Regions from separate parts of the Mus musculus genome. Here all the other regions are linked to region 1. The links are chromatin loops, found by intact Hi-C in ENCODE. Cell type or tissue: heart. All regions are shown on one strand. Each heading gives the region's core, and the rest is flanking DNA. Links, peaks and the distances in the headings are about the cores only.

The links. A loop is a pair of places that touch in the nucleus more often than their neighbours do. Peaks named below come from ENCODE experiments on the same cell type or tissue, not always from the same donor. Only the 100,000 strongest peaks of a DNase experiment are listed, where the experiment ranks them.
Region 2: it touches region 1 in a loop (2.2-fold over the local background); 6 of 42 quality-filtered maps call a loop at or near these places.
Region 3: it touches region 1 in a loop (2.2-fold over the local background); 5 of 42 quality-filtered maps call a loop at or near these places.
Region 4: it touches region 1 in a loop (2.1-fold over the local background); 5 of 42 quality-filtered maps call a loop at or near these places.
Region 5: a loop joins it to region 1, with 4 times the contacts of the local background. A loop is called at or near these places in 17 of 42 quality-filtered maps.
Region 6: a loop joins it to region 1, with 2.5 times the contacts of the local background. A loop is called at or near these places in 6 of 42 quality-filtered maps.

What each region holds. Positions count from the first base shown.
Region 1 is chr15:90,677,113-90,682,309 of GRCm38, reverse strand. Cpne8 (copine VIII) reads left to right here and starts at 2,922. Exons shown (of 20, transcript NM_025815.2): 1 at 2,922-3,142. The coding sequence starts at 3,006. In heart, for the core only: no CTCF peak of the experiment used is centred there; DNase peaks (open chromatin) are centred at 2,159, 2,899 and 3,619; H3K4me3 peaks cover 2,072 bases; H3K27ac peaks cover 1,097 bases.
Region 2 is chr15:90,604,970-90,610,166 of GRCm38, reverse strand. All of the region lies in intron 5 of Cpne8 (copine VIII), which reads left to right. Among named protein-coding and RNA genes, the nearest start is that of Cpne8, 72 kb to the left of the region's middle. In heart, for the core only: no CTCF peak of the experiment used is centred there; no DNase peak of the experiment used is centred there.
Region 3 is chr15:90,595,166-90,600,362 of GRCm38, reverse strand. All of the region lies in intron 6 of Cpne8 (copine VIII), which reads left to right. Among named protein-coding and RNA genes, the nearest start is that of Cpne8, 82 kb to the left of the region's middle. In heart, for the core only: no CTCF peak of the experiment used is centred there; no DNase peak of the experiment used is centred there.
Region 4 is chr15:90,222,340-90,227,536 of GRCm38, reverse strand. Alg10b (asparagine-linked glycosylation 10B (alpha-1,2-glucosyltransferase)) reads right to left here and starts at 3,226. Exons shown (of 3, transcript NM_001033441.3): 1 at 2,929-3,226; 2 at 1,683-1,880; 3 at 1-213. The coding sequence starts at 3,099. Mir7648 (microRNA 7648) reads right to left here and starts at 3,177; the gene lies at 3,125-3,177. In heart, for the core only: CTCF peaks have their summits at 2,129 (motif pointing right) and 3,459; a DNase peak (open chromatin) is centred at 3,336; H3K4me3 peaks cover 2,079 bases; H3K27ac peaks cover 1,591 bases.
Region 5 is chr15:90,247,305-90,252,501 of GRCm38, reverse strand. No RefSeq gene overlaps it. Among named protein-coding and RNA genes, the nearest start is that of Mir7648, 26 kb to the right of the region's middle. In heart, for the core only: a CTCF peak has its summit at 2,676; no DNase peak of the experiment used is centred there.
Region 6 is chr15:90,610,840-90,616,036 of GRCm38, reverse strand. Cpne8 (copine VIII) reads left to right here. Exons shown (of 20, transcript NM_025815.2): 5 at 887-926. Among named protein-coding and RNA genes, the nearest start is that of Cpne8, 66 kb to the left of the region's middle. In heart, for the core only: no CTCF peak of the experiment used is centred there; no DNase peak of the experiment used is centred there.

The DNA.
Region 1 (5,197 bases), core at 607-4,606:
AGCTAAAGTTCACACCGATACATTTATTTTTAATGATTGTAGTTCTGTGCTCGGGTCGGATTTATTAATGGGAAGCTGTACTCCACATATTCTTTGCTCTATCATCAAAGCTTGCCTCCTTAGGCTACGCTCATTAGTATTGAGCTTAAGCAATCGGCATGGAATTAACATTTCCACCCAGTGTTTACCTTTCCTAAGGCTGAGACAATATGGCCACAAACTGGCAGGCTTCAAACAATGGAGCTTGCAGTCTCACAGAACTGAAAGTTGTAAACCTGACTGACTCCCAGGGCCACATTCTCTTCAAAGTGTCAAGTGCGAACTCCTGCCTCTGTCAGAGGTTGCAGTTGTCTGGAGTTCCCCAGGAAAGTACAGAGCAGCTTCAGTCTCTGCCTCACTGTGTTTCCTCCAGTCTCTTCCTATGGTACCAACAAGTCAAACCTGACACATATTAAGGAAGGCCTAAAAAACATGGCAAATTGTACAGTGTTTGCGGTCAGAAGATGAATTCTGATAAGATGCCAGTTCCTCTCTATTAGGGACCATGTCTAGGATAAACATAAGCTCAATTAAAAATTTAGGAATTTTTATAGACATTGTCAAGGTGAATCTGAATTCTGTGAGGAAAATACAAACATTTTAAAGTGGCCAAACTCTTTGGAAAGGAATCAATTAAAAATATCCTGTTGCCGTAGTAGTTAAGACACTCTGATTCTGGTTTAAACAGAGACAGACAGGTCAACAGAACAAGGCAGTGTCCAAGAGTGAACTTATTTGCTATGTTGATTTTTTGGCAAAGATTACTTTAAGATAATTTTAAAACATTCTTTAAAAGAAACCATAGACCCAAATGTAAATTCTGAAACTAAAATTACAAGAAGAAAACAAAATATATTTTTATATATGTATGTATGTGTGTATAATATATATATATACATATATATATATACATATATATATATATATATATATATATGCCAAGGGTTTTTAGCATTGACATGGGCATAAACTAAACCAAAACAGCAAACAAACAAACAAAAAAACTCTCATAGATAAAATTGGCCATCATATATTACTTTAGGATAGAAAATAGTAAAACTAGTTTGTAAAAACAATTCAGTAATTTCTTAAGAAATTACGTGTACTCTTCCACTTTCATCTGGCTATTCTATTTCTACTTGCCCAGTGTGATGAAAGCTTATGCCCACAAAAGACCCATATGCCAGCGTTCACAGCAGTCTCGTATGTAATAGCCCAAACCCAGGGGCAAGTACACTGTTCATCAAGATGAGTGGGTGACCAATTTGTGGCAAGTCTCTAAAAGGAAGATTATTCACTATTGATGCACCTGTTATCGTAGATGAAACTGCAAAGAATTTTACAGACGGAAAGAAACCGGGTTAGGCATGGAGTGTGCCATATTCTGTGGTATTTAAATTAAAGATGAAGTGTTGTTTTAATGGCGAAAGCAGGGATTGATTACAAAAGAGACACAAGAAGCTTTTGGGGCGAGGGAATGGTTTATTATTTTGGTGTGGTGATGGTTTAGCGGGTTGATACCGATCGTAATCCATCAGAGGGCACACTTTAAATACCTGCATGCTATTGTGCATGTAAATCAATGCATTCAGATACACACACATATGGACCTAGATAAAGTGGAAAATTCGGAGAAGGCCTCTGGGTTGAGCACTAAAGTCCTTACCTTTTATTTCTTCAGGAGGTGCCTGCAAAATAAAATTCTAGTTTGCTTAAAAAAAAAAACCCTCTAGACCTCCTCCACCAAATCAATTTCAGGCATCAATAAGAGAGCTTGAGGGAAAATTCTAGTCATCAGCTGCAGTTTAATTTGTGATAGGGGGAAGAGAAAGAAAAACAGAACTGGTGGATTTAAGGGGTGGTGAAGGGAGGGCGGGGCGACCAGGGAAAGCAAACAAGACCAAAGTGACGCAAACATTTGGGGCAGGGAAGAGCGGCAAGCATCTACACTCTATTTCCCCTGCAACCACACAGATTCTTTAAGGAAGTGGCTCCAAGTGGATTAAAATACCACAAGGGAGACCAGTCACAAGCCCAGGATTCTCCAGGTGAGCCAGGGCTAGAGCCAGCCACGCTCCCTCCTGAGGCTGGGCGCCCTGCTCTCCACCGCCCCCTGGCGGCCATCGCCAGAAGACCCGCAGTGACGCCTCGGGTCAGGTGTGCGCAGGAAAGTGGGGGTTACCCGGCAAGCTGCGGCGGCGCCCCGCGTCTTGCCCACTCCCAGTCGCGCCGCCAGGAATCTATTTGCTAAACTCCCCGGTCACCCGAGCTGCTCATCTGCTTTACGCTGCCCTGCTTTCAGGTCTTGAGGAGCAGGATTGAGGAGGAGCTAGATTATAAGTTATTATTACGACCTCCCGGGCCTCAGGGCAGAAATCCCTGCGGTTTGGCAAGTGCGTTGCAAGGCGCCGATCTTGCCTTAAGGAGACCCTCGCCTAAAAGTTGCAGGGGATGGCAGACGCATTGAAACCTCTCTTATAACGCTGCGATTGTCCCAACAGCGTCCACTCCACCCAAGCTTGCCCCATATATTGGCACGCCCCTCTGCACCAGGAGTCAAAGGCTGGTGGCCATCCCTTGCCCCACCACCACATCAGTCCAGTAGCCCGAAGTGGGGAGCATATCAGCTGGGGCGGGGGGCAATCGCCGGCGCCTGGGGCTCTCCCACTAGACGGCGCGGTGTCTGTCCGGGTCACCTACTGTCTCTGCGCCCTACGCCCAGAGCCCCCGAGCTGCAGACCCAGTCACCGCCCGGGGGCTGCCCCAGGGCGGGAGCAGCCCGGAGCGCCACTTGGGAGACCGAGGCGGCTTTGCCAGGACTGGCTCGGTCGCCGGATTCGCGACGAGGTCCGCCTCCTCCCTCCCCTTCCCGCGCCGCCTCCGCCTCCTTCCTCTGCCTCCACCCTCACCCCTTCCCGTCGGTGCGGAGCTCCGCTCCGAGCAGCGCTCAGCCCGCCGCAGCTTGGATGTGGGCTCGGGACAAGTGCTCCGTTCCTCAGCTCGAGATGGACAGCCGCTACACCAGCGCCACGGGCATCGGGGACTTGAACCAGCTGAGTGCGGCCATCCCCGCCACACGAGTGGAGGTGTCAGTGTCCTGCAGGTGAGGACGCGGCTCTCTTTTCTTCCTTCCATCCGAGCTTGGTGGCACTTGGCTAGCGCTCCAGGTACCACGAGGCTTGGCGCTGGTGAGAAGTTGCATGCTGAGTGGGGACTAGTTGTGGTACTGGCTGACGTTACCTTCCCCTCCTCCCCCCCAGAGGGTCAAATGACACAGAACTGGGGACGAGAGTGGTGGGCTTTGGCTGAGTCTTTTTTTTTTTTTTTTCTGGGAAATGTTGTGAAAGTTGGCAAAGCTGTGACTCAGCTACAGAAACCCTAGCCGCCGCCCACTTCGCAACCTTTTAAAAAATTATTTATTTATTTTAAACAACCGCAATCAGGGCCAGAGGTTCAGTGATGTCGGGAACCGAAGGGTCAGTCCTACCAAGAGCGCGCGTGATGCTGCGCACCTTGGCCAGGGACTCCCTCTGCCAGGCGTCCGGGAAGCCATGCGGTGGGCTCAGCTCCAGTTCCACAGCTTCCTCCTCCCCACTCACTTCCTGGAACCATCCAGCTTCCTTACCCTCCACCCTTCCGGGACGTTTACCCTAGGCCTGTAGCGGTTCCAGGTTCAGTCTTCCAGGCAGAGGCTTACCTAAGAATTGAGAAGTCACGACTTATTTTCTGCCCGCCGGTAGACAAACATCAGAATGCTTTCAGCAACTCTCAAGGACTGCCAGTTTCAGACTCCCTTCCTGATACTCCCTGGGCCAGATCCTCAGTAAGTTAGGTAGAATAGCTGTGCTGCCCCAGTTTTGGGGAATTAGATGGTTGGCTATATTAAGAATACTACATTGCACGTACCCAGGTGCCCACTTCCAGGCTGAATACTTCCTTTCACCGGTCTCGTTGGAAAACTTCACTCCTACCCCTCTACGCCCCCGTGTTTTTAAATGCCCTCACATGTTCTTAGCCTTTCTGTAAGGAAAGATCGTTGTAAAAGACTTTAATAAGCATGAGTGATTTTTGTTGTAAACAAACCCTGAAGTTTAAACGCCGCTAAAACAGGTTCTCAGCTTTCTTAATGCTGTGACAATTTAATGCTGTTTCCCATGTAGTGGTGATCCCCCCATCTTAAAATTATTTTTGTTGCTGCTTTATAGCTGTATTTTTGCTACTGTTACAAATCCTAATGTAAATATCTGTGTTTTCTGATGGTCCTAGGTGAGCCCCGTGAAAGGGTCATGTGACTCACAGAGGGGTCGCGACCCACAGGTTGAACATTCCTGCCCTGAAACTAAAGTTTCTTGGAAATTCAAGTTTTAGCACCCATTCCCCAAGTGGCCATGTTCTTTGGTAGGGGAAAACCCTGGGATAACATAGGATTTGCTCTGATTCACCTCAGAATGTGAAAGTTCATGACATCAGCCCTGGGGTTATTGGGGTAACTGCTTTGAATGCTCCACTAGGCTCCTTCCAGTTAGCAGCTGCCTGGCAGACTCCTGTGGCGATTTGTAGGTGAATCTCTTCTCTCTGAAGCTGGCTTTAATATTAGGTGACTGTTACCTAACACCGTATAACACAATGGGCAGTGGGTGGTCAGGAATTCTACTATCTCAGCATCTTTTAGAGGTCTGTCATTTGTTTGAAATCCTGCGGCATCTGGAGGGCCCTAAACAGACAAGGCACATCAACTCTGAATAGCCTATAGTTCCTTCGGAGTGAGGTGAGATAGTCCTGGTCTCATGTACCAAAGATACTAATGCTTTGCTGTAGGTATACTGGGATCCTGAAGTGCACTGGCTTAAACCAGTTTGTTTTAGCTTCCTACTCAAGCCCCTGGAGTCTTTCTTCTATGTGGGGTTACTTTTTGGAACTTAAAAAAAAAAAGTTTCAAATAGGGGAAAAAAAAATCAAAGAATCTTAAAGAGAAAGGAACACTTAGTATCAAGTATTTCTTCTAAGCTTGTCCAGGCCTAGTCTATTATTTGAGTTGTCTAGGTTCAGTTCATTGTGTGTTTCTTACCAAACTGGACGTAATTTCTACTCTTGGGCACGTGTACTTGACAACTTGATAGCTTCAGACAAGTCCTTTTCCTTTCTGTGGTGTTGAGAA
Region 2 (5,197 bases), core at 433-4,432, 72 kb after region 1:
GTATGAATAAAGGATATCATTCTTTGAGGAACTAGCAAGCCCATTTATCTTAACGTTGTTGGCAGAGCTACAGCCCACATGCTCATTTACATAATTTAGTCTTATCACCTCAGCAATCCATAAAAGGGTTAAGAATAGGTTCATAGTGGGTGTGTCTAGGATTCTTGTCCCTGTGCCAAATGTAACAATGGGTAGCCGAGAGGCAAGCCAAAATGATTTCTTTTTTTTCTTGCTGAACTTCAGAAGGTAGCACTGAAATTCTTCCATTTCAGATGTGGTAACAGTTCTCTGGCTTCCTTTGGCCATCCATCACTAACCTCCAGCGTAGGCTTCCATGGTCCTTCTTGCTTTCCCTAACTGGTCTTCAAATAAACTTCCTTCTGTAGGTTAATTCTATTTTATAGTTTCATTTGAAAATTGAATGCTTGGGCCATGATGTGTGTTTTCTCTTAAGAACAGCTTTACAAACAGGACAAGTTTCTCTCATTAGAATGTAAAGCTAAGTGCGGTGGTGCCTTTTCTCACTACACCTGCCAAAAGTAAACAAAAATCCTGGCTAAAGTCACACAGGGAAGAAAGAATGGGAAAGTATGGGTAGGAAGCAGTGACATTTAGTTCCATCATGGCAACTGACAGGGATTCGGAGGCCCCGAAGAGAAACAAGTTCAGGCTAGCCCTCTCCAAAGCTCATCCCCAGGAAAACGAGGAAGCCCCTAGAGATTCCCCTTTACCAGGCACTGTGGCAGGACTATCATTCTCATGAGTGTGTGCTTAGAGGAGGGGAGATACCGAAAAGCTTAGCAAGGCAGAATTTCAAAACAAAAGGGAGAGGCAATATGAAGTTCCTTGAGAAAGGGATGTAGTGTATACTGTGGCCGTGTGACAATGTTGAAATGGGCATATACATATGGTATGTAGAGATTTACAGGCCATGCCCCTAAGAGGTCTAAATTTTTGTTGTTGTATGCTACTGGAGAGCGATGTGATTTGATTTATGCATTTCAATGATGCTCGCCTGCCGAAGTAAAGAATGAGGTCAGAGATGCAAAATCGGAACCAAGGATAACAGTTGTCATTTGACTGCATGAGTCACATTTGACAATTAAAGCCACTGAAATGAGAAGAAACAATCCCAGCTGGAATATATCATGGCTGTTTGATTATAGATGGATTCCCTGTTGGCTGTGAAATAAGAGAAGTTGCTCGGCTCTCTTGAGTATTGGTGAGGCATAGTATAGCTAGGTAAACAGTGAATTCTACTGCAGAGGTGTCTGAGGCCAGGGATGTGGGGTGAGACCTGGGTGGTGAGACCAAGTTGATGCTAACTTTGACTTGACACTCAGTAAGCCTTTAAATGCACATATTGGCTAGGTGGTGCTCAGAGACTAGAGGCAGGATTCTGCAAAATACCAATTGAGAGTATTAGGGCTTAGGCTTCTTTAAAGAGAATGCAAATGGAGAAAATGAGAGGACAGGTTCTTGAGTGAACTGAAGCCTTTAGAAGTTCTGTAGAGGAAGGTTAGCTACAATCATCATTTTCAAAGCCTGTTGCTACATGCCTCTGTCTGGTTCCAGCCCACCCTGTGCTTTCCACCTCCTTGTTTGTTCTGCCCCACCCCCTCGCTTTCTTCCCCTCAGGTATCCTTGTTGACTCATCTGCATTTTTGTCTCCGGAACAATGCTGCTCTTGAGATTTTTCCACCTGTAAGCTTCTGTCTCCCACATTTGTCTGGTTCTCTCCTTCACATTAATCAGTGACTTTCGGAGGATTTCATCCATGAACCCACAGTATTTGTCTCTTCTCTACTCTCTTTGCTCCCTCTAACTCTTTTTGGTCCCCCAACGTTTCAGATACTTGAAAAATATTTATTAATTCATTTTTCCCTTTCAACTCCTCCCATGTCTCTGTATCCACTCCTTTTTAAATTCATGGCCTCTTTTTTCTTCAATTATTATATGCATGTGTGTACATGCACGTAAATGCACATGTACATGTGTATACTCATGTGTGAATAAATATGTGAATACAAGCTGCTGGGTCTCTTTACTGCTTCTTGTACGCATATATTTCTAGGGCTCCACTTGGTATTGGATCCATTGAAGAGGTTTATTCTGGGGATGATTGGTCCTTCTCAGCAATTGATAATTCCCTGTTCTTCTTCATGTATGGGCGAGATGTGGTCAGATTTTCCCAATTCATGTCGGCATGTCATCCGTGTTTTCATTCTTTCTGGTTTGTCATGGTTTAGGTAGTGGTTCTGTTGAGATGTCACGGGTGTAGTGTCCCTGTCATATAAAAGACACAATCTCACAACAGACTTCCTGTTCTTTTGGCTCTTACTATCTTTCTCTCCCCTCTTCCGCAATATTCTCTCAGCCTAGGTGTAGGGTTTGTGGAAATATAAGTTGGGGCAGGCACTCATGGTCAGTTCTCTGCCTGTTGACGTCATTGCTTTCTGTGATGGGCTCTTATCTGCTGGGGGTGGGGAGGGAAACGTCTTTGATAAGAGTTGAGAGTGAACACACTACTGCCAATTTCCCAACTGCACCTTACACCTACAGAGGAGTGTAGCTCTCAGATCTGTTCTTTATGTGAACCATTGAAAAAAATCTCTGTGTAACTGTCCCCCCTGTTATCCTCTGCTGTCTGGGGGATAAAAGCTTCCTGATGCATGTTAGCTGATGAGACCCAGCCTCACTAGATCACACCTGAATGGTTGCTACTCTGTATGTGGGTTAGATTTCCTATCCCCGTGTGCCTTACATTCTGAGTCATAGAATTCTTGCCTGATTCTGACTGCGTGATTGTGACTCAGGTCCTTATTAATTTGGATGAGCTGGCATAGTTTATGTGGAAAATTGGCTTTTATTCAGGATTTAGTATCAATAGAGGTCCTCATGATGATTTTACGTAATATTTAATATTATTACTTAGTAACTAACACTAAAGTATTTCATACTGAACAATTATTAGTCAATATTCCATGGTAGTCTTAGTCTTTTAGATATTTGCTTGTTACTGCTGGTGAGAAAATGAACTATAGCATGTTACTTTTCAAATAGCTTAGTCGAGAATTAGTGTTTTATTGAAGATAATGTGTTTCCAAGAGGTGCTATTTACACTATTTCCATGTGTACTATTTTACGCATGGAGGTTCTGCTACGTGTGAATTTTATTGCTTTTTAAAATGTATGTTATGTATTTGTGTTGATTTTTTAAAAAATGATTGGCTTTAATCAGTGACTGCCAATTTGTTGAAACCTTAATTTTCAGTCAGTGGCTTAATTAACTACCTTAATGTGCTTAATGTGTCCTCTTAAAATGATAAAAGTATGTTGAAAATCATCAGTCCAAAGGGTAAATAGATAAATTTAGTTGGGGAAGATTTTCGAACTTTGTAAGTTAGTTTGGAGGTTTTTGTTAGAACATTGGGAAGAGAGGACTTAACTGCTGTGGTTCATCACTGTTCTTTTATTAAAGGTAAAAACCCTGGGTATGAAGACAAAAATCCATGTTGCTCTATTGTTAAACTGCAACCAGTTATTTCTATTAAAATATTGAGCTCACTTGTTCAATGGTGAACTTTCTCACATCCCAAATGATACGACCGAGGCAATAATTATTTAAGATCAGGAATCACTACTGAGACAATGTACTGCTTGGTTTGGCTCTTAAAAGTGATGCCATACTAAATGCAGTGCATGATATAGCTAACAACTCACTCACCATTGTCATTTATGCAATTTATAAAATAAAATAAATTGAAATTAATTAGGAAATATTAGAAAGGCATTCCAGCAATGAGTGTTAGCAGATAACACCAGTGATATGATCTTTTTGGGTAGAAATTTTCAGTTCCTCAATTTTACTGCATTAAGTTAAAAAATACTACAAAGGCGAGATATTTTTAACATTCAGTTTTTCTTCGACTATTTGTATAGACGTGTTAAAAATTAGTTACATGATCTCAAAAATGTATAAAAGCAAATCACAACTCAATGTGAAGACATCTAATGGTTAGGTCATGCATGAGCAGTTGACTGTCCCCAGTGACTTTGTGGAATTAAAGTGGACCATCGACACAACACTGAATGACTTTTAACATAAATCAACCACTAATTAGGGAAATTATGTATGCAGACTTTCATCAGCCCTTAATAAAGCAGGAAAACCATTTCAAAGTTATTGTAAGTAGAACTGTGGAGAGAAAGATGTCAGGCTGTGAGATGCTCCTGAAGTTGCTTAGGATTAGATTTGTGATATGCTGTGTGTGTTAGTAGTAAAATTCGGAAACGTCTTTCAGATTCTGGGTTCGCTGAGTTAGTGCTCTCTGAATGTCCTTCTGTAAGTTTATGTGTACAACATGAAGAATGAGTTGGTGTGTAAGACACAGCTCCATTGCATCATAGCACTTTCAGTGACCTTGCATGACTGGGATTGGAACTGAAGATATTTTATTTAGGTAGTTGTAGAATTATCCCAGTATTGGGTTCTTGTAGCAAGTAGTATATTATTAGTATGTAACAATGCTTTAGCCAGGGAATAGGAGGATTATGTTCCAGACTTAAATATTCCAAGTGCTTTGCATATATTATCTATAGGTATTTTCTTAAATAATCCTCCCAGGAATACATGCGGTAGGAATTATTATGTCCATTTTGTAGACCAGACTACTGAGCTATAAGAACATTGGTACATGGTTCAGTTTGCATATGAGTGCAGACTACAAAGACCTTTGTGATTCTATTCAAAGGTATTATGTTATATTGTAAACTCACTGAGTGTGTGTGTGACAATAAAATAAATCATATATAGGAACCATTAGTGTTTGTATCTAAACAACTCAAATCAGTTCTTTTACTGCAAAGTTTCCCTTTAACATCTAAAAATATTTTTTATTTATGTAGTATGTGTGTGTGTGTGTGTGTGCGCGCACACACACACAACGTGGGAGTGCACACACCATAGTATGTATGTGGAGATTGGAAGATACCTGAAAAGAATAATTTCCCACTTGCTGTCATGTGGGTCCCAGGGCGGTCCTGGAAGCAAGCACTCTCTGAGCCATCTCCCTGTTCCTAGAGCTTTCTTTTCCTATGTGTAAAATTTCTAAAGCTCAGGGCAGAAGCGAAATGAAAGTAGAGAAGGCAGACAAGTCTGTAGCTACAACATGAAATACAATTTAGGCAACAGAAC
Region 3 (5,197 bases), core at 620-4,619, 82 kb after region 1:
TGTGAGATTCTTTTACAAAATAAAACTACCCAATATGCCGTTGAACAGAAAGCTGTAAAGTAAGGTTCAAAGTAAACAGTGTTGAGTGCCTTTAATTGTTATATCATGTCCTTGCCAAACAACTTTTAGCATGCATAAGGGTTCCTAGAATAGCATGAAATCTAACTTTGTTTTTTCAATTAAAAAAAAAACCCATTACACAATGTATCTTTTATATTTTTCAAGAGAAAGCATTCACAGTAAAGTATCAAGTTTTCATTTCAGATGAGAGAAGTTGGGAATGGTGCTTTCTATAAACTGGCAATCATAATTTAAAGTGGTTGATCTTATTGGAAAATTTTTAACGTTTTAGTTTCCTCCGTAAAAGGCAACCATCATTCCAATTTTAAAACACGCTTTAATTGCAAAGCGTTTTCGTTAGTTCTTAGACATTTTTTTTTTAAGTTGAGATGATTGTATCCATTGAGGTGTGTAATGACTCTAGCACAGCATCAGGCTGTTCCCTTGGTTCAGATGACTTGAAATTCCTATTCGAAGAGACCAACAAATGTCAATTCACGCTAAGAGGTAACAGGAGGTAGGGTAACGATTGCAACACTATTCGGATGTAGAGTGGATTCAGTAGCTATTGAGTTGCATTGGTTTTGTGGAGTTAGTTGTCTATTGGGTTTGCTAAGTGGTACTGAGGCTGGGCAGCTAATAAGGCAGGGCCTTAGATACGATGAGCGTGGATTCCAATCATTGTGCTTTATGGGATTTGGAAAATGCAGACAACTGTGTTGTTTCCATGTTGTACGTAGGTTACAGAAAACAGTATGGTTCTCTCAAATGTCTGAGTATACATGTGTCCTTACTGATCAGTTCTCTCAGGCAAGCATTCAGAAAATGTTGCCACAACAGGTGTCTTGTTTGAGTGTGAGAATCCGAGAGTCTTCTAAGAAAGTGGGCCAGGCAACAATCACCGGTAGAAGTAGGTAATGAAATCCAGAATTTGAACATCACAGAGACTGGTCACAAAAGAAAGGAAACAAGAAATAAAACTGTAGAAATTACAGGAAGGTGGTGTCTGAGGTGAATTGAAGGTGTTAAGTACCGTGAGGGAGCTGAGACACAGTCAGTCAACAGAGAATAAAGCCACATTGGATTAGCTTGCTAGTGGAATGCTACTTTCGCTAGGTATTGTCAGAGAAGTACCTGGTAACACTTTCACCTTCTATGGTCTCAGTCATTGCTTCACCTCAGGTGAACAAGGGATTGGAACAAACAATTATAGGTAGTCTCGGGTCCGCCTGCTCAAAAACAGACTGGCTTTTCTGAAAATCTGTACCTGTGAGAGATGCATGTGTCTGGAGGGTACGGATAGATAGGAAACAAGTTCCACGGGCTACAGTTGAAGTTCAGAGTCTTCTGTTAACAATGCAGCTTCTAGACAGACAACATTTTACTCCATTACTTAGTCTCAAAGGAAAGTTTTCTTGTTTGAAAAAGTATTGAGAAAGCCAGGGACACACCTTTCTTGAGAGCTCTGTTGGGCTGCCTCTATCATCAAGGCGTTCTCCAGAGGAGCTGGTCCTTCCACATCTTCTCCCAGGTCCATACCCATCTTTGCTGATCCAATGACATCATTTCCATGTCTTTTCCCATTTCCCATGAGTCCATCTAACAGGGGGAAAAAAATCCCCTAGAGATAAAAAGGGTTGGGGATTGTAGACATGTTGCTTTTAGTAGAAGAGAGTGGATGTGCACGGAAGGATAAAGGCAAGAAAATACTAATAATACGAAGTCAGAAAAGCACTTCTCTGGTAGGAGGTTAGTTCCGCCACACACACAGCTTTTAAAGAGAGTGCATCTCATCATGTGGTATATAAAACTGGAACTTACAAAGTGTGCCATAGATGTTGTGGTTCACACAGGAGAGATCACAGACTCCTAAGAAGAGAAGTGAGTTTCTGTTCTCTACCGCCCCCTCTCTCTTGGACCACCTTCCCCCACCCTGACGAGGCAGCCACTCAAAATGAACAGCGTTTCAGGCTTTTCCTCAAGGCTAGGGCTACAGATGGGGGTCTGTGCATTTTCCTGCTTGCAGGCAGCTCCATTGCAATTGTGTGATGGACTCTGGCAATCTTCCCCATGCTGCTGAACACATGCTTTTGAAATGCAGTGCAGAGTACCTCCTGAGGTAGGAAGTACTCCCACAGCAAACAAAATTGATTCATCCTGAATTTTCAAACTCTTCCTGTTGTCTCATATGTTATTTATCTTAAATTGCATCATCCAAATAGCTTAACATTTATTTAGCTTAACATTTATTTACTAGTTCATTTAGATCAGAGGTTTATCTTCTAGTTTCCCCATTTATATTCTAAGTTATTCAAAGCACCCTCTTGTTCTCTTCCCTCTAAAGGGCCTGGTTTGTATGCTGATAAAATGTTCAGCGGACTCTTTGCCAGCTTCCTAATTGCAGCTGAGTTATCATTACCTCATGAGACGAGCACTTTTAAATGAATAATAACTGTAAAATTTGGGAATTTAGAGAAGACAAAGTAGCATTCTAAATTATTCATTAATCAAACTTTTGACAACTAAGGCAGGTTTGTCACAAAGGCAGAAAGCCTACTTGTATGTAGCCACGTGCCTTAATGAATAATCATAATTAGAATTTCAACGTAACTATTGTATTTCTGAGCTTTAGTTATGGCCATCATTGAAAGTCTTCGGCTCTTTTTTTTTTTTTAAATAAAAATGGTTATTTAAAACATAGACTCTAAGAACTGAAGTGAAGTGATTTGGTATTCAAAACTTTCGCTTTCATTTTGTTAGCAGTTTATCATTTTTGCAGCTCCCAGAAAGCCTCTTTTGTTGGATAGGCTATATTCATTCACCAAATATTTATTACTACACATTTTTTGGTGATGTGCTGTTTGCTTGTGTGCAGCCTTTGCTGGGTCTCTGTGACTCCTGGCCCCTCTCCTTTGCAGTTAATTAGCAATTAATTAGCATTGCTCCCACTCAGCTCTGTGGTTGGTTGTTGCTGTTGTTGTTTGGTTTGGTTGGGGGCTGTTAGGTTGGCTCCAACTTTCTCCCTAATGGTCTCAGAGCTTTCTTTCCTCTCTATAAGGTTAGCGATGGATTCAGCCGGCTCAGAAAACCACTAGAGAAAGCTCCTGTTTAAGAATGATTGCTCTCATCTTCTGTGGGGAATGTATGGATGATGTTCCTCAAGCAATAGGCTTTCTGGTTTGGTCCCTTTCAGCCCAGGCACAGGTACATCTGCATAAGGACAGGGGACCAGTGTGCATGGGTCAGTGGCAGGAAAGCAGGTCCTGGAAGGGAAATGGAGCCCTGTGGTAATGTACCAGTTGCTGGCTGAGTTGAAGGAAGCAGAAAGAAAACGTTCTGGAAAGCAGTAGCTTGTGGTCCAGGCACTCGGTTTTGGGTGGAAGATGAAGGGAGGTTCTTAGAGTGGCAAGGGAGCTGTGGAGGGCCCAAGGTGGGACCCTGAGGCAAGTGGTACTTGAAGAACAAACTGAGGCTATCCATGGGACGCAGGATTCCTAGTTGTTGCCTAGGCCTCAAGGTGGAGACAGACGAGGGCTGAAGGTCACCACCAGAAAGGACGGGCAAAGGACAAAGTTTACAGGAAGCTGAGGGACCAGAAAACCAAGACAGAGAGGGCCTGACAGCACCTGAAGTTCAACTTGTCAGTGTTGGCTGATCTGACTCCAGTGAGGACTCATCTGTGTGTTGTCTGTGAATGTCTGTGGAGATCACCTATCCCTGTGAGAGGAGGAGGGGGGAGGGGAGGGAAGGAGGAGGGAGGGCTAAAATGGGGACAGCTTGTCTAGAAGGTGAACTTTTAAAAAACTTAGATTAAGAAAAGACCACACTAATTTTCTACATGTGAAAATATAGCCAGCTTTGACATCGTTTGGGCTGTAAAATTATCTCAAACATGTCTGTGACTGTGTTATCTGATGGAAGTGGTTTGAGTGAGAATGGACCCCACTGGCTCATGTATTTGAATTCTTGGTCCCCATTGATGGAGTTGTTTGGAAAGGATTAGGAGGTGTGGCCTTGTTGAAGGAGGTATGTCACTGGGGGTGGGGTTTGAGTTTCAAAACTCTGTGACCTCCCCCCCTCCCCAGTGTCTGTCTGTCTGTTTCTGTTTCTGTCTCTCTCTTTCTCTCTTTCTTTCTCTCTCTCACTTGTGGAAAAGATTTAAATTCTCAGCTATTCTTTCTATGTCATGCCTGCCCAGCTTCTGCCGTGTTTCCCACTATGAGTGTAGTGAATTCTACTACCCTCTGGAACCATGAGCCCCAAGTTAAAGGCTTCCTTTTATAAATTACTTTGGTCATGGTGTCTTTTAACAGTACTAAAAAAGTATCCAAGATGCTGCCTATAAGCTCAACAAACTAGATCAATGTTTTTTATACACTATAATTTACTTTGGTTGCCCATAAACTGTACTAGCATCAGAGCTGTTAAGTCTCAGCTCTTCCACCAGCAAAATGCATAAGTTGGTGTTCTACACCACCACTGTTATCCTACCATCAGTACAGTAAGCACCTGAGGAAATAGATACTGGGCTTCTCTGCCAAAAATCCACTCCAAGATCGATTGGCTAAATTGCTTTGGTTTGTACAAAGACAGAAGATTGTGGCAAGAACACAGAGCCCTTTCGTATACAGCTGGTAAACTAAAGAAAGAGAAAAAGGTTGCAAGGCTCCACCATCCTCCTGAAGACACACAAGGATAACCTAAAGGCCCTTAGTAGGCCCCACTTTCTCATCTGTGCCCCCCTCGAGACCAAGCCTTTTAAATTAGTAGACTTTCAGCAGGCCAGATCTTAACTGTCACATACGATAATTTTACTACTGTGGGTTACATTAGTGACACGAAGAGTTAATTGGGTGCAGAGGAAAGCATACAGCCCTTGTGAGAGAAGGTGGTGTATCTAAGCTTTTTGGAGGTAACCAGAACTGGGTTTCACAATCTCTCAGGTTTGTAATTTGAGCAAATTTGCTTTAAATTCCTTAGCTCCAATTCCTATTTTGAAACACCCTAACAATACATTTTTAGGATAGTTTTTGAAAGAAAGAGCAATGCATTGTGTGGTAAATTTGTGTTGGAGAACACTGGGTACAATAAACACTAAATCAGTAGCTACTGTTCATACCTTTATTAAAAGTATCCA
Region 4 (5,197 bases), core at 454-4,453, 450 kb after region 1:
GGCCGCCCAGATGATGTTGGTCTGACGAAACATGAAACCACAAAATCCAAGCAAGGCCGAGGTCCTATGGTTGCCATAAAGACACATCAAATAAGCAAAAAGAGTGAAGAATACAGACCCAGCTTCTGTATAGTAAAGGAAGTTAAAAAAATAGAGGGTTGGAAACACTGCTAGGGTTAATGTTGACAAGATTCTCTGGATACTTGAAGAAGCCTTGAAGGAAAAAGAAAAAGTACTATTTTTAGGATAAAATAAATATGACATTTTCTTGCTGAATTAATAAAGAGATTTATTTAAATATTCACTGAAGTTTAATTTAAATGAATTGTATTTCTGGCTTTGCAACACCATGTTTAAGAACACTTCTGGTAATTGTTAATTATATTAATCATCTTGGAAACTGATAAAATACTAATGAGGTGCAGCTCTTAATAGCTTAAAATCTTAAGAATCACAGAAGAAATCATTTAGTGGTCACTGGATCTAAGACACTGGACTAAGGCACATGAGGAATACAGAGACTAGAGCACAGAAAAGACGTGGCCAGCTGCATCACCCTGAACTTACGTCTTAGCCATCCTCACCACCCTTTGAAGACAGCCCTTCAAATCTCTACACTGGAGACAACAGAAATGTGCAAATCGTACTAAATACCCTGCCCCATGATCCTACTTTTTGTATGACAAAATTACAAGGATTTTTCCTTTTAGAAAGCATGCAGGCCTACTCTGAACTCAAATGTCTTCTTTTTCCTTTTCTAACAATTTTAGTTAAGTGTATGGAATCTCTTTGATTAAAGTCCTCCTCAGGCCAGGTGTGGTGATGCATGCCTTTAATCTCAGCACTTGGAAAGCACAGACAGCTGGATCTCTGTGAGTTCTAGCCAACCAAAACTGTACACAGAGTTTGAGGTCAACCAGCGTTATATAGTGAGACCCTGTCTCAATCAATCAATCAACCACACAAAAGTGGCGCTCCACAACAGCTTATAAACTTAGCATATACATTGCTTCTTGTTGCTCCCGAAACCCTTGTGCCTTCCTATCTCCCATCACTCCATCAGGCTGAGACAGTATTTCTCTGCTCCTGTCATGTATCGGGTGAATCCTCACAGTACTTTATACCTACCTCCTCTTCATAATTCATAAGACCTTATAAACATTGTTGCCATAGCTGACATTTATTGAAGTCTTGCAGTAGGTACTAGCCTAAGCACCTTCCATTTATTAAGTTCCTTTACTCTTAATACAAATTCAATGAGACAAATTTATTATTATTAAAATCACAAAGGAGGTAAATCTGCTCAAGTTAATAGAAGCTGTGGCCAGGATTAAATTTAAACCCAGGCAATCTACTTCCAAGACTTGAATTATGAAATCACACCAAAACTCCTCAACTTAAACTCATTTCCACAAAAGAAGACCTAAGTTCCCAAAGAAAACATGGAACTATTAAACTGGTTTTGTTCACTAACAAACATCTACTTTAGATTTTCAAATACAGTTATTCCAGAATTTAAATGCAAGTATCTTCTAAACATGAGTAGAGAATTTCCACTTAGGTTTGAAAAACAGACACCAACACTCTAACTGGTAGACATTTTCTTCCGTAACTTATAAAGCCAATTCCTCACTGTGGACTTTAGTGCACGGAAACTTGTTGTAACTGTATCCTGCACATACCTTGTTTCTGGGTTGCACCTTCCTGAAGAGCAAATACAGCAAGTAGAAGTTGCCAACGCTGAAGAGAAGATTGACAAATCTGAGCACCCCAATGGAGCAGATCACATGCTCAGACCATCCAAGGAGCCAGCTGGCAGGTTTGACCACACCGACCGACACCAGATACAGGCCAGGTAATGTAGTGATCATAGGATCCCACTTAGAAAGAAAAGACCACCAGTCAAGCACAGCAAGAGTTATCCCATTGATATAAAATGCCAAAAAAAGATAAATAAATAAATAATCAAGTTTCATTTGTCCTAATAATGAAGAACTTGGAGAGGATCGTCTATGACATAATTAATAAATCCTGGCAGACTAGACATCTCTTAAGTTTTATTTTTAAGATGTAGTGTGTGTGCCATGCACCTGAGTATACTTATTTGCAACATCTGCATGCAGGTACCCGAGGAAGCCAGAAGGTGGCACTGGATCCTCTGGACCTAGAGTCACAGATGGTTGTGAGCAGCTCACTGTGGTAGAAAGAAGTCTGGTAGCCTTCTCCAGGACAACAGCAAGAGCTCTCAACCACTGAGCTACCACCCCAGCCCCATTTTAAGAACGTTTTGCTCCCTGTCTCAAATCTGTCTGCCATTATTAAGGTGACAACAACCAACAGACAGTAAGTTATTCATTTCTACTTCCTAAGGCTTGCTCTTTAGAAAATGCATATTCTGCGACTAAATTGTCCAGGTCCCAATTTTACAAACTACCAGGCAAACAATAATGAGAACTCTGGTGGATCTTAAGATTCTTTGCACTGTGCATATTTCTGTAGTCAGATATGTATTTTTTTAAATGATGCAATCTGACTAGTTGCCAATTTAATCCAGACAACAGTAAGTTTCTACGACCAAGAATGAAGTTAGAATAAAACTATCAACTTTTGGGGGGCCCTAAGATCCTCCACTCCGCGTTCAAAATACCGGGTGGAAAACCTCATAGGTTAAGCTTTAGGTAGTTTTTAATGCATGTTCAAGGGAGCACCTGCATGTCTCTAGTGCTAGGGCTTAGTTAGACAAATCGGTCAACTGCCAAGAGGAGCTATCATCTTTATGCATTCACCTAACAAATATGCCATAATCTCGAGGCTAGGTACAGTCACTAGGCAGCTCCCTTCACGGTTTAAGTCTGGGAGGGCTGACGGGGAGAGGAAAGGCACAGGTTGGGAGGATCCGTCCCGGGGGCAGGGCCAGCAGAGACCAACCTGCGACAGGGAGAAGCGGCCCTCGCAGTACCGCTGCGCCTGCGGCAGGTGGAAGATCTCGTCCATGTACGGCTCCCGCAGAGCGCGGCTGAAGGCGGAGAAGAGCAGGCAGGACACCAGGAAGGTGCAGCTCAAGGCGGCCGAGAAGTAATAGCCCTCCAGCTGCGCCATGGCGGGCGGGCGGGCGGGCGGGCAGCCGCGTCCCGGGCCCAGCCCTGGGCAGCCCGGAGCGCCGAGCCCGGAACGCGGGCTCAGAGGCCCAGCGCTGCGGGACGAGGGACAGCAGGGAACAGGACGCAACGCAATGGATGCTGGGAGAGCGTCGGACGGAAGCGTGGGGGGGGGGGGGGTCACCGGTTCCGGAGTGGAGCATTTATGCAACGACGGGACGGTTTCTCTGTCAATCACTGCTCGCAGCTCTCAGAGTGGCCAGAGGCTGAGGGAGGGGCGGGTCTGGGCTCGGGCGCGGGAGCTGTTGTAGGTGATGCTGCCGCCGCCGCTAGGCTCTGGAAAAGAAGGGTGTCTTGTGTTGTCTGTTGCTCTCCAGAAGGCGATGAGTGGTCCCAGCTTTCTAACCTCCAAGCTCCCAAACTGCATTCGTTTGCGGTTATCCCTGTTCTCCATTGCCAGTGAGATGAGACGCTAAAACCATCATTACAATGCTTTTCCTCTCATCGTCTCTGGCTGATAATGAAGGTTGATGCTTTTTAGATGGAAACATACAACCAGCCCTTCGCTTCAGGGCGACTTTCCCTTTTGAAGAATCTATTCGTTTACAGGGCAATATTTTCCTGGTGCCTGGTGAGGAGTTGGGGCATTTGTAGGTGAGGAACACTCCTCCGTGAATATAATTTTAGTTGCTATTGCCGTGAGTGGTGGCTCACACTTGTACTGGCCCCATTTGAGAGGCTGAGGCAGGAGGATTGTTCCCAGTTCTAGATCAGCCTGGGACACTGTAAATGTCGTCCTTAAAAATAGGTAATAAATAGTCATTAATATCTGTCTCTGTTGGAGTACGTTTCCCTTATGCATCTTAATGTGTGGTGCGATGGAGTATTTATGTGTGTAGTCTCAAAAAGTGCTCACATGTATGAAGTTGAGGGCTACGGAGACTTCAGATAACCCCTTTATTGTGAGATTGGAATTGAGACTGACGGTGGAAGATATTTGAAGAAAGCTGAAGACAAAGTATGTTTTCAGCATGGTTGGTGATGCTTTGTAGGAAAAGCTTCTGGAAAATTCGGGTTGATTTTGCCAGCAGCACATCATATAGCAGCTGAGATTGCTTTTAAATTGTCAACCTTGGAATCAAAAGAAACTGGGTATTCTACTAGTTCTCCTCGACTATTAGAAATAACCAGAATTAAATTACGTTAGGATTCATGATGACGTTTCTTAACTCCCTCCACCCTTTACATCCTCTTTGATTACAGAGAACACGTTACACTTACCAATTTGAGACCATTCCCAGATAATTTAGTCTACAATTGACCTCAGGCCCAGTGGGCTTGCTCAATCATGGCCAGTGCATACCATAGAAGCTTCTGGCCCTTGCTAGATATGATGGATAAAGGGAAGAGCACAAGGCTGCCTTCCTATGCTAGACATTCTCGTCAGAATAATTGCCACTAAGAACTTGGTTGGACATCCAACTCCTTTTATATGTGCTCCCTACTCTCCTTAGTTAACTGAAACGTTTCAAAATTTAAAAATGTAAGGTTTCAGAACTGCCAGGTACCTTTTCTATTAATTTAAGCTTTTTTTTTTTTTTTTTTTTTTTGTGGAACAAGATGAAGATAGTAATATACCTAAAATTATGTAGAAGATGGCTGTTTACTGGGAGTTGTAACTATAGTCTTATGGTTTATAATTTCTACTGAATTGAAAGTGCTTCATCATTTGCAGTTTAAATTTATATCTCATTTCTGTTCCCATCAGCCAAGTAGAAAAATGTAAAACTTTATTATTAGAGTTTTGGGGTTTTTTTGTTGTTGTTGTTTTTTTGTTTGTTTGTTTTGTTTTTGTTTTCGGACAGGGTTTCTCTGTGTAGCCCTGGAACTCACTTTGTAGACAAGGCTGGCCTCGAACTCAGAAATCTGCCTGCCTCTGCCTCCCGAGTGCTGGGACTAAAGGCGTATGCCACCACGCCTGGCTTGGTTAATGGTTAAAAGACTTTTTTTTTTTTTTTTTTTTTGAGTGGGAATCCACTGATAAATTTGCTCCCTATGCAGTGCTCCTAGGAAAAACCCAAAATAAGGCCATTGGTTCA
Region 5 (5,197 bases), core at 783-4,782, 430 kb after region 1:
CAATTTCCTTCACTGAGTTCTGCATGACACTACCTGTTTCTCAACACTATCTTGTCATTGTCAGAAAGCTTGCCTATGAAATATTTAAAATAACCATAACAATAACAACAACAAAAGCACTGCAGCCAGGCTGTGAAGGTGCACACCTTTAATCCCAGCATTTGGAAGCAGAGGCAGGCTAGTCTCTGAGTTCGAGGCCAGCCTGGTCTACAGAGGGATTTTTCAGGACAGCCAGGGTTATACAGAGAAACTCTGTCTCAAAATAATACATAAATAAATGAAATTTTAAGCAAGGTATTTCATAAGTATGGTATTTATTATATTTTATAGTTTTTATAAAAATTACAATAGAGCTTCCAAGAGAAACACTGCCCAAGACTATGATTCTTTAAACCTATTCATGTAACGGTATGACTTGAACACAAAATGACAAACGTACACTCATGGGTTGACAGCTTTGTCCCCAGCTATTAGTCCTGCTTTGGGAAATGCTGGGGACTTTGGAATATGGGACCTAACTTGGTAGCCAGGAGGGAAAAGTCCTTAGGGTTGGATGTATCCTGCTCTGGCCCTTCCTGTGTCCATCTTGTAGCTTCCTACCCACCATGAGGTAAGACACTTTGTTCTCCTTTCTCCGCACAGCATTAAGCTCTGCTTCACTATGGCTTAGGTGTGGTAAGGACAAGTGACTATAGGGTGAAAACTCAAGCCATGAGCCCAGGTAGGTCTTTACTCTTCTTGGGTAGACACCAAGTCAGTTTAAACTACTGGTACAGCGAAAGAAACGACGCAAAAAGTGATCTTTTGACCCCATAGCACTACTCAGTGTCCCCTGACTCTGATGTCAATGACTCTTACAAGTTATCAAACTGCTTTGTTACAGTGATCCTGTGCTAAGAGGAGCAAGAGATCAGGAGGGAGCAACCACTCTACACTTATTGGTAAATCATATGAGCACAGGTGACAGAAAATGAACCCAACTAAAATTCAAGGCGGGCCTTCTTCTTTCTACCTCAGGAAAAGCTCGAGTTCTGCAGCACAGGGCATGTAGAGCTACGACTTCTAAAAATTTCTCAGTGTGGCTTAAGGGTCTTTGAATCAACCGTCTGGTGAGGTTACCAAACCAACCCAAGTCTGCAAAAGACAATTGACTGATCTTCAATGGGAGTTTAGCCTTGAAAGATACCTTCACTTATATGAGAGCACTGACTGGAAAAGTGAAGGATCCTGTTAGTGTCTCTGGTATATAGGAGATTTCAGAGCTAACTACTTGGTGTCGGGCGGGTAAATCGTTAAAGGCTCATCACCTGTGAGAACTAAGTCTCCCGCTCTCAGCATCCTTTAGCTGCCTGTCGTTCTTTCTTGAGGGGTGGAATGCCGCGAGATCTGCTCCTTCTATGTTAGCTCTTCCATAGGCGTCTCCTTGCTCAGTCTCATTTGGTAGCCATATTGCTGTGATCTCATGGGTGAATCTTCCGTTCATTTCCAGGACACTCGATCTCACAGCAGCAGATTCTCTGATCTTCTGGCTCTTACAAGCTCCTGCCCCTCTCCCACCGTGTTCCCTGAGCCCACACTGGTGAGTGCTGGCTTGTCCTCAGTGCTATTTAATATTATTAGCGTGCAGCTGGACTATAATTTATGTATTTCCTACCCCCCAAGAGCCTATAGGGATTGGTTCCAGTTTACTGTAGTAATGTCGAAAACTCTGCTCTGAAGTTTTGTGCCCTTTGCCGGACAGACCCTAACTCCTCTCACACATATACCCAGGGATGGGTCCACTGCTTAGGGGTTTACAGTAATCAGTTTTCTAAGGTCATTTGATAAACTGGTCTTGGATGTATGCAAGGTGACTCCGTGTTCTGCTTTTTGCAGTCGCCTATCTCCTCGAGCTTAATTTGCATGTCGTTTAAGTGATCAGTAGGTTGACTCTTGTTTTCCCTTTTTAGCCATGAATGTATGCTCTTTTATGAAATTTTACAAATATTCCCGACCGGATCCAAGCCTCACTGTCTGGATCACCATTTCGCTTCCTTACTCTTCTTACTTGATGAAGAAGACCCTGTTCAGTTAAACACACGTGTTTTATCTTCGGTAATGAGTACAGAAAACGCAGTTAGAAGACACAAGTGTAAACCAGCTCCTTGGCCATAACATAAAGAGCCCCGGTGACTGGACTCTTCTCATCCAATTGAACGGGAACTCCACGTGTTTCACACACATATAATCCCATCCAAACATTCCTAACACTTAAACCAGGATGAGTGAAGATAACAATGTAGTCTTCACATAACCTATATTGGCAGAAATATCATGCCATTTTTTATTTAGCTAGTATATAAAAGTGAGTTTTATTGTGGCATTTTCACATATAAACCCCTGTATGCTCACATTCGCTCCGCTGTTGCTGCCCTCCTTTGCCGGGAGGCATCATTAAGTGAATGGCATCATTATTGAGGTGTTCACTTAAGCATGCATATTCTTTTCCTTCTGGACATGGATTTTTTTCCTTCTGAGGCACTGTATTTAAGAGACTTGTAAGCGGAAAGCTTCCACGGGCCTCTGGTTTCCCTAGGTAGGTGACAGCTAAAACTATGGAATAGCTGGAATTATCTCACCTGGCTCTGGCCACAGTGAGAGCAGATATACAGTGCCAGCTAGTGGCTAGAGTGCAGTATTACAACACTAACATCCCAGTCAATGACTTTTGGAGAAGTTCACCTAGATAGCATTTGCTAAAATGTTATCTGCTGAAAGTATTTTTCCCCCTCTCATGAACCCATTCCTAATTTCCTAGCACATACCTTCCTCATTTTCATAAATGTATGCATACAAAATATACAAAACTAAAATAAGACCTTTGAAAGAACCAGTGGTGTTGGTCTTTCTGAGACTGTTCCCACACTTACGTGTTTCAGTTCCATCCATTTTACTGAGGATTCAGAACGTTGTCTGTGGCTAAATAAAGCCCCATTGTGTATATGTAAAATGTAGCCTCATTTTCGTTATCCATATGTTTACAAAGGCTGATTGAGATTTCTTTGCTGTTGTGAATAAGTCAGTCTTAAATGCAGACCTGCAAGCGTCTCTGGGATTCAGTACCCTCTGGCTACATGCCCAGACAGTGGTCACAATCGTTACAATGTTAACTTTCTGAGACAGTGCTATACGACTTCCATACTGGCTAGTAAACCTCCATCAGCTGTGCAGGAGGGTTCCTCTTTCCCCACCTCTTTGCCAAGGTTGCTGTATCTTTTCTTGATGATAACCATCCTGATTAAGGTGAGATGGACTCATGGCAGTTTTAGTTGGCATTTCTCAGATGGACAAGGCTAGAGATCAGTTTTTTAATATATTTATTGGTCATTTATATTACTTCTTGTGAGAACTACCCATTCGTTTCATTGTTCCACTTGTTGATTGACAAACTGGGGAAACATTCACTTTTTTTTTTGCAGTTTAAAAATATATACTATAGAAATTAATCCTCTGTCTGAAGGATCGCTGGCACACATTTTCTCCACGCTGTCTGTTTGCTCTACTGTGTTTCCTTTGCTATGCATAAAGTTTTCAGTTTCATGTGCTTCAATTTGTTCCTTCTTGACCTGTCCAGTCAAGTTTTTGCACACACCTGCATCCTGAAGTCATGTTATCATTGACCAGTTTCAGGTTTGAAATTAAAGTCCACTTTGAATTGATGAGATAGGCATATGGATTTATCTTCATTCTTCTACAGGAGGGTACCGAATTTTGCCAGTATAATTTGTCCACCCCCCAGATTATGCTTTGGGACTTTTGTCAAATATTTGCATCAGGCTGGAAACTTCCTAACTACTGGCTAGTGTTCCAGAGCCAAGAAGTGTTCTGCAGACTGCTAGAGAATAACTATCAACACTCTTACTAGAATCCTGCATTCCACATCACTGATGGGCCAGGCAAGACACGTTCAGTAGAGCATGTCATTATGCAATAATAGAAAATCTGATATTGGAGTAACTGGCTGCTCTTTGCCTGGATTTGAGGCCTTCACATCTAGAACAAAAAGTATGCTCAAAATCTCATGGCTAGGAAGTTCATAGACCCCGGTTGAGAACTACCCTATTTCTATTCTGCTAACTCAACAGGGTATGCCTGCAAAATCACCTTCTAAACATTTGTATTTATGTCCACAGATCAATGCTGTTGTCAGCCTTGTACAGAGAGAGACTTTGAGAGTAGTGAGGAGTGGTTACTTCACAAACGCATAACTGCTCGAAGAACTGACATTCACTGAGTGTTGAAAGCAGAACCCGAAGGGGAACACATCTAGCACCCTTTCGGGGCTCAGAGAACATCACAGAAGAGGGTGTAGAAAGAACATGAGAGTCAAGAGGAAGCTGGAGGGTTGTAGAGCATTTTATTTCTGGGCATGACACAGCAGTGTGTCTTTGAGCTCTCAGCAACTGTGGTTATCAGCATAAGACCCACAGAAGATTTGAGCTCATCAATACTCCATCCTAGATGGGAGGGGGGGGGTGGATCATGGATCCCTATTCAGTCCTGAGAATAATACACCTGCACTTGATAGTTGCTGCCAGATGTAAAGACATTTTTCCCTAGTGGTGTAGACTATGCTAAGTTGTTCTGTAGTACTTTAGCCTGCCTTCACCCGTGCTTTTGTAAGCAACTCTAATTAAATTCAGTGGATCACTTACTGTGTAGTTTGAATGAAAATGTTTGGTCATCAGGGAGTGGCAACCACTACTAGAGGGATTAGAGGTGGGGCTTAGTTGAGGTCGTTGTAGCTTTATGGATGGAAGTGTGTTCACTGGGGATGGGCTTTGTGGGTTCAGCAGCCCTACCCAAGTCCAGAGGATGTCTCTCTCTTGCTCCCTGCAGATATGAACATAGAACTCTCAGACCTATGTCTTCCTGCATGCCATCATGCCTCCCACCAGAATTCCCACTATGGTTCTAACTAGACTTCCGGCCATCCTGAGAGGGGACTCAACCTCTGCACTGTAATCAAGCCCCAATTAAATGCTTTCCTTTATAAGAGTTGTTGTGGTTCCGGTGTCTCTTCACAGCATTGGACCATCGACTAAGACACATATACATTCACATAAGGATATGGTAGTGGAACTGAGACTGGCTGGAAAGGAAAGGACCATGGAGCAAATGCGTGGAGGAAGACATGACCAAAGTAAATTACATACAT
Region 6 (5,197 bases), core at 1,173-5,172, 67 kb after region 1:
GGGTTCATTGCCTAACACGGCAAAGGAAGGCATGTTATCTTGGCAACTGCCTATTATGAGAGACTTACAGTTCCATTTTCCAGTTCATAGGGAACTTTTCTCTTTTTTCCTACAATTAACTAGGACATTTTGCTTTGTTTTGTGCAAAGATTTATTTAGATGAGAGGGAAAAATCTTAACCTTAAAAAAAAATGGCCTTGAGTTTTGGTAAAAAGTTACGCATAAATGTGAAAGGGTTTGGTTTGTTGAAAGAGTAGCCCCAGGACAATATTATCTAAGAGCCTAGCGTGATGATATTATTTTGGTCATGTCCAGTCAAAAGAGCCATCCCGAATTTTTTCTAGGAGACCATCTATTTCCAGTAGTGACTGGTTAAAGCTGAAGCTTACCATGTTCCCATGTAAATTCCTGTTTACAAAATTTATTTCTGTTTACATAAAACAGTTTCCCTATGCCTTGTGATTGGAAAAAAAAGTAATTTCTATAAGTCCAGTGAGTTTTCAACCTTAACAACAGAATTTAAGCTATCAGGTAAGAATTATAATGTACATAATATACATGTGCTGTTAATAAGATGTATGCAGTTTTCATATCCAGGGGGAAAATATTTCATTTTAAAGAGACTTTGGGGTCACTTGAGTGACAGTTGGAAAGAACAGATGGATTTGCAACTTCTCGAACAACAGAGGTCATGCTTTTGGTTATTTGGAATTCAGATGACCCACAGGTGTCACGTCTGTCTTTGGATGTTTGGAAATTTAAAATCTGTTTCTCGTCCCATTGGTTATTGTTCAGATTACCTTTAGCATTTGTGTGTTCCATGAAACATTATTTCTTAGCTGTATTTTTGTGAGAATAATTTGAATTTCATACTTTAATATTTCAGATATGATGTTGATTCTAAGAGTCCCAACTTGTCCAAACATGTAAGTTCATATTTTTATTATTACATATTGTTTCATAATATGTCCATTTGTATATTGATGCTCATTTGAAAATTTAAAAATGATATTTGATGTGATTTTCACAGAAAACAAGTAACATTTAGAATGCTGGAGTCACCTTTAGAAGGAGCTTATGGAAAGAAAGTACCTTCTGTTGGTAGAATGGGTTAGGGTTTTCATTTTGTTTAAGATGTGGCCCTATTGTATATCATATCAGGTTGAGCAGCACGCCATAGTGAGCCAGATTGTCTTCTTAGGCTCCACATCGGAGACATTGGGAGGGACACAAGTTCCAGGCAGAGCCATTGTCCTGCCTCTCATTGTTCAGCAGAATTTCCTCACGTCAGTTTCTTAAGCGTGCAAGACATCAAGGAATAGACTCACAACCCAAAATATGACAAGTTCTCAGGTCAAGCCATGCCTGTTTCTTCAGTCTCCTCTCTCCAGATCATAGTTGTTACCAGCAGTAGTGCCATGCAGTCAGGGAGCAGGAGAGAGGCAGAGCTTGGCGTGTTAAGCAGGATAGGTGGAGAAGACGAGAGGAAGGTACTCAGGCAAAATACTGATGTAGCTGCTTGTTACTGATGTGAAAGACTGAAATTAGATCAAACCGACTTGCAAGGTCTGTTGGCTATTTCTGCTGCTGTGATAGACGACTTTGACAAACAGCACATTAAGGGCTTGTTTTGGCTTATGTGGAATGGCAGTAAAGACACAGCAGGAGCAGGAGGCAGGACTAGCAGTCAGAAAGCAGAGTGATCACATGTCACTGACACACAGGAAGGAGAGCCTGGGGCGGGGGTGGCAAACTGTGAAGCCCTAGGGGTTAACCCAGTGACTTACTCTCGTCAGTAAGGGTCCACTTCCCCAAAGGTTCGTTCACTTTCCCAAACAAAGCCACTGAAATACATAAAGATCTGAGGTGCATTTCACCTTCAATCCACGCTAGGAGGGCTAAGTGAGGAACAGATGCAGTAATGTTCGGAAAAGGGCTCAGCAGGATTCACAGTGAACTGTGCTTCCACAGGTGTAGAATTAGCAACCAACGTGGGGAGGGCAGCTAGTCTCATCCTTTGTTGTGTGCCGTAAACAGAATAGTTGGACATACAATATCTGTTGTAGCCTAGAGAGAGGGATGGTGTTGTTATTCACAGAAGAGAAGAATTTTTGAGGCAATCACAATCTAGGAGATGATTTGGGGTAGCATAAAAACCTTTTCTCTAGTTCACTAAAGGAGATATAATATTTAACTGTATAATAAAGAACATACTAGAATTACGTGAAGGAATGCAAAAAGAACCATATACATAATGACTTTTCTATAAACTAAGGAAATGCTGTAATACTACTTCCTTCCTATTAGTGGAAGTCACTGTGCTAGGCATGCCACCAGCTCTTTACGATGGGTACGCAGCATTGTGGCTGGGCATCGAGAATGTTCTGTTCTTAATCATGGGTTCATAGTGTTGTACCTTTGTACTGAGCGTGTGTTGCTCTCTGTGATGGTTTTGTAGCATTGTGACAGGGCATTGAGAATGTGTTGCTGTCTGTAATAGTTCCACAATGTTGTGCCTGGGCATTGAGATGGTTTACTCTCTAGGACAGGCTCATAGTTTTATGTTTGGGCATTGAAAATGTGCTGCTCTTAATTGAAGATTTGTAGCATTGTGACTGAACGCCAATAATGGTTTTCCTCTCTGTAAAAGGTTCATAGCATCATGGCTGGGCATTGAGAATATTTTCCCTTTGCAACAGGCTCCTGTTGCGACGTTGCCTTGTGTGTTTGTCATATTGTGTTTGTAGACCTTGCTATTAGAAATGTTCTTGAGAAGAACCAGGGAAAGGCCCACAGCTTCTAGGCATGATTATTTCAGTAGAAAGAAAGAGCAGAATCCTCTCATTCACGTGGGCTGGGATCATCGCAGGGATATGAGGCAGAGCTTGGCTCTCTGGTCCAAAGCTAGGAACTGGAGAGTGGGCAGGGACCAGGGTGTTTTCTCTCTTCTTCTCTGTTCTTCTGAGGTCATGTGATCATTCTAGTTAGCTCTCTTCTGAGCTTCTCTTCTGTTTACCCATCATCATGTGCCTGCCATAGAGCCCCCCTTCCCCTTTACTGGATATAATATGGATTACCATTTACCTGGGAAATAGTTTCTATGTTTCCTGATGGCTTGTTTTAGTGCAAACTGCTGTTCAGAGAGTGTAAGAGGAGAGCAGTTAGAGACACTTCCATGGTGATGGATGTTTGGAGGCTATGGATGGAAGTGCGTGTAGTCCCTATCATTGAACTTGCCTTCCATTCAAAGAAGAAAGTATGTGAGGTATACGTGCGTCCAATATGACCGAATATATTTTCCTTCAATTGACAGCTATTATTAAACCTTATGATATAAAACACATGCCTTCCACAATATGAGATTGAATATATTTTTTTTTTCAAATAATTCTTTGGTAGAAGAGTGTTTTCTCCCCACAACATAGTCTCATGCTCCTCTCACCCTAAAATGGCTTGTGCGGTTGAGCAGATGACTCGGCACTCAAGAATGTACATTGCTCTTTCGGAGGACCTGAGTTCTGTTCCCAGCACTCACACCAGGTGGCTCACAACCCAGTGTAACTCCAGCTCCTTGAGGATAACGATCTTCTGCTCTCTGAGGCGCCTGTGCCCGCACTCACATACCTCCGCACAGATGCATGCATGCGTGCAGACATACATGTGTCATTAAAAGCAATAATCCTTAGAATGCAAATTTTCAATGTGATACTGATCTACCCTCATATCACCTCTTCCATCCCAATTTTGGAATCATTCCTCTTGATTTCTTCCTTTGCTTTGCTATTTATAACTAGCTGGATTCTAGTTTTTGATTCCTAACACTACTCCGGTGTAACCAAGATAGTGCTCACTCCTCAGCTCTCATCTCATGCATCTTCTTTCCTTTGGAGAGAACTGACCCTTCTCTTCAAGAAAGTAATGTTTTGTCCCCTAAATTGCCCAGAAATCCCCCTCCACCTCCCAAGACTTTCTGCTTTTACAGCACAACGCTTCCTTTTCTCTCCTGCTTCTCTGGTCTTAATATTAATGTTTCTCGTGTTTTCTTTCTCATTTTTTTTTCTATATCAGCTCACTGTGGAACACTTTGTTCTGAATAGCTGTCATATTTCTATGTCTTGTGAGACTCCAGAGTGTTTGTCTTTGAACTCACAAACAAACCCAATTTTCATTTGCTTGTTAAATATTTTCTAGTAGATTGTCAGTTGAAACCTAAAACTAAACTGTCTGTGGTTTGTCATCTTTCTTGTGCTGTCTCTTTCTTCTGGGCGTCCAAATCCTTTTCAGGTTTCTTACAATACGTTAAACACTTCCCAACTCACACACACTTGAACCATTTCTGTCTCCTTGCCTCTCCTGCGGGTTCTCTTTGATGTTCTCCTTGAACAATTGCCTTCTCCACAGATTATGTTGTCTAAACCATATCCATATTATGTTACATAGTATATTTAAAATATATGCTAGAGCCAGCAAGATAGCTCCTCAGGTAAAGACGCTCACTGCTTGCCTGACACACCCTGAGCTTGATTCCTAGGACCCACGTTCTGAAGGAAAGACCTAACTCCTGAAAATTGTCTTCTGACCTCAACCTTTGCCAGCACACATGCACACCCAAACATGTACACACGTGCACACATCATACACACACACATGTGCATGCACATGCATGCACACCACGCACACTCCCATGTGTATGGATGTGCCCACACCAGGTAAGTCTAACAAAGAATTAAAAATACGTATATTCAGTCGACAATATAAATGAGTTAATAAACGCCTTAGCTTCTAGGCTAAGTGGATAAAATATGTTCAAATGGGAAAAAAAAAAAACATAGGTTTGCATTATTGTAAGAATTGCTGGAGATTATTATCCTGAGGTTCTGTTAGAAATTAATAATAACACAAACTCTTTGTTATTTGAAAGCACTGAAGTATAGATTTTACGTAAAAAGCACACAGTGCATCCAACCCTAAGCAATTCATGATGCCTTTCGAAGATCAGAGGAACCAATCAGCAAGCTAGGTCTGTCCCCAGAGAGGCAATCTCTTAACAGCGGAGCTGTCTACCTGCCAACTGTGCAGAGAGAAATACAAACCAGAGTCATTTACAAAGCACTGCTAAGTGCACCAATCCCCATGCGGATGGATTCACTTAGTTGTTGTTTTGCAAAAGGGATCTGGCCACAAATCATTTCTTGGA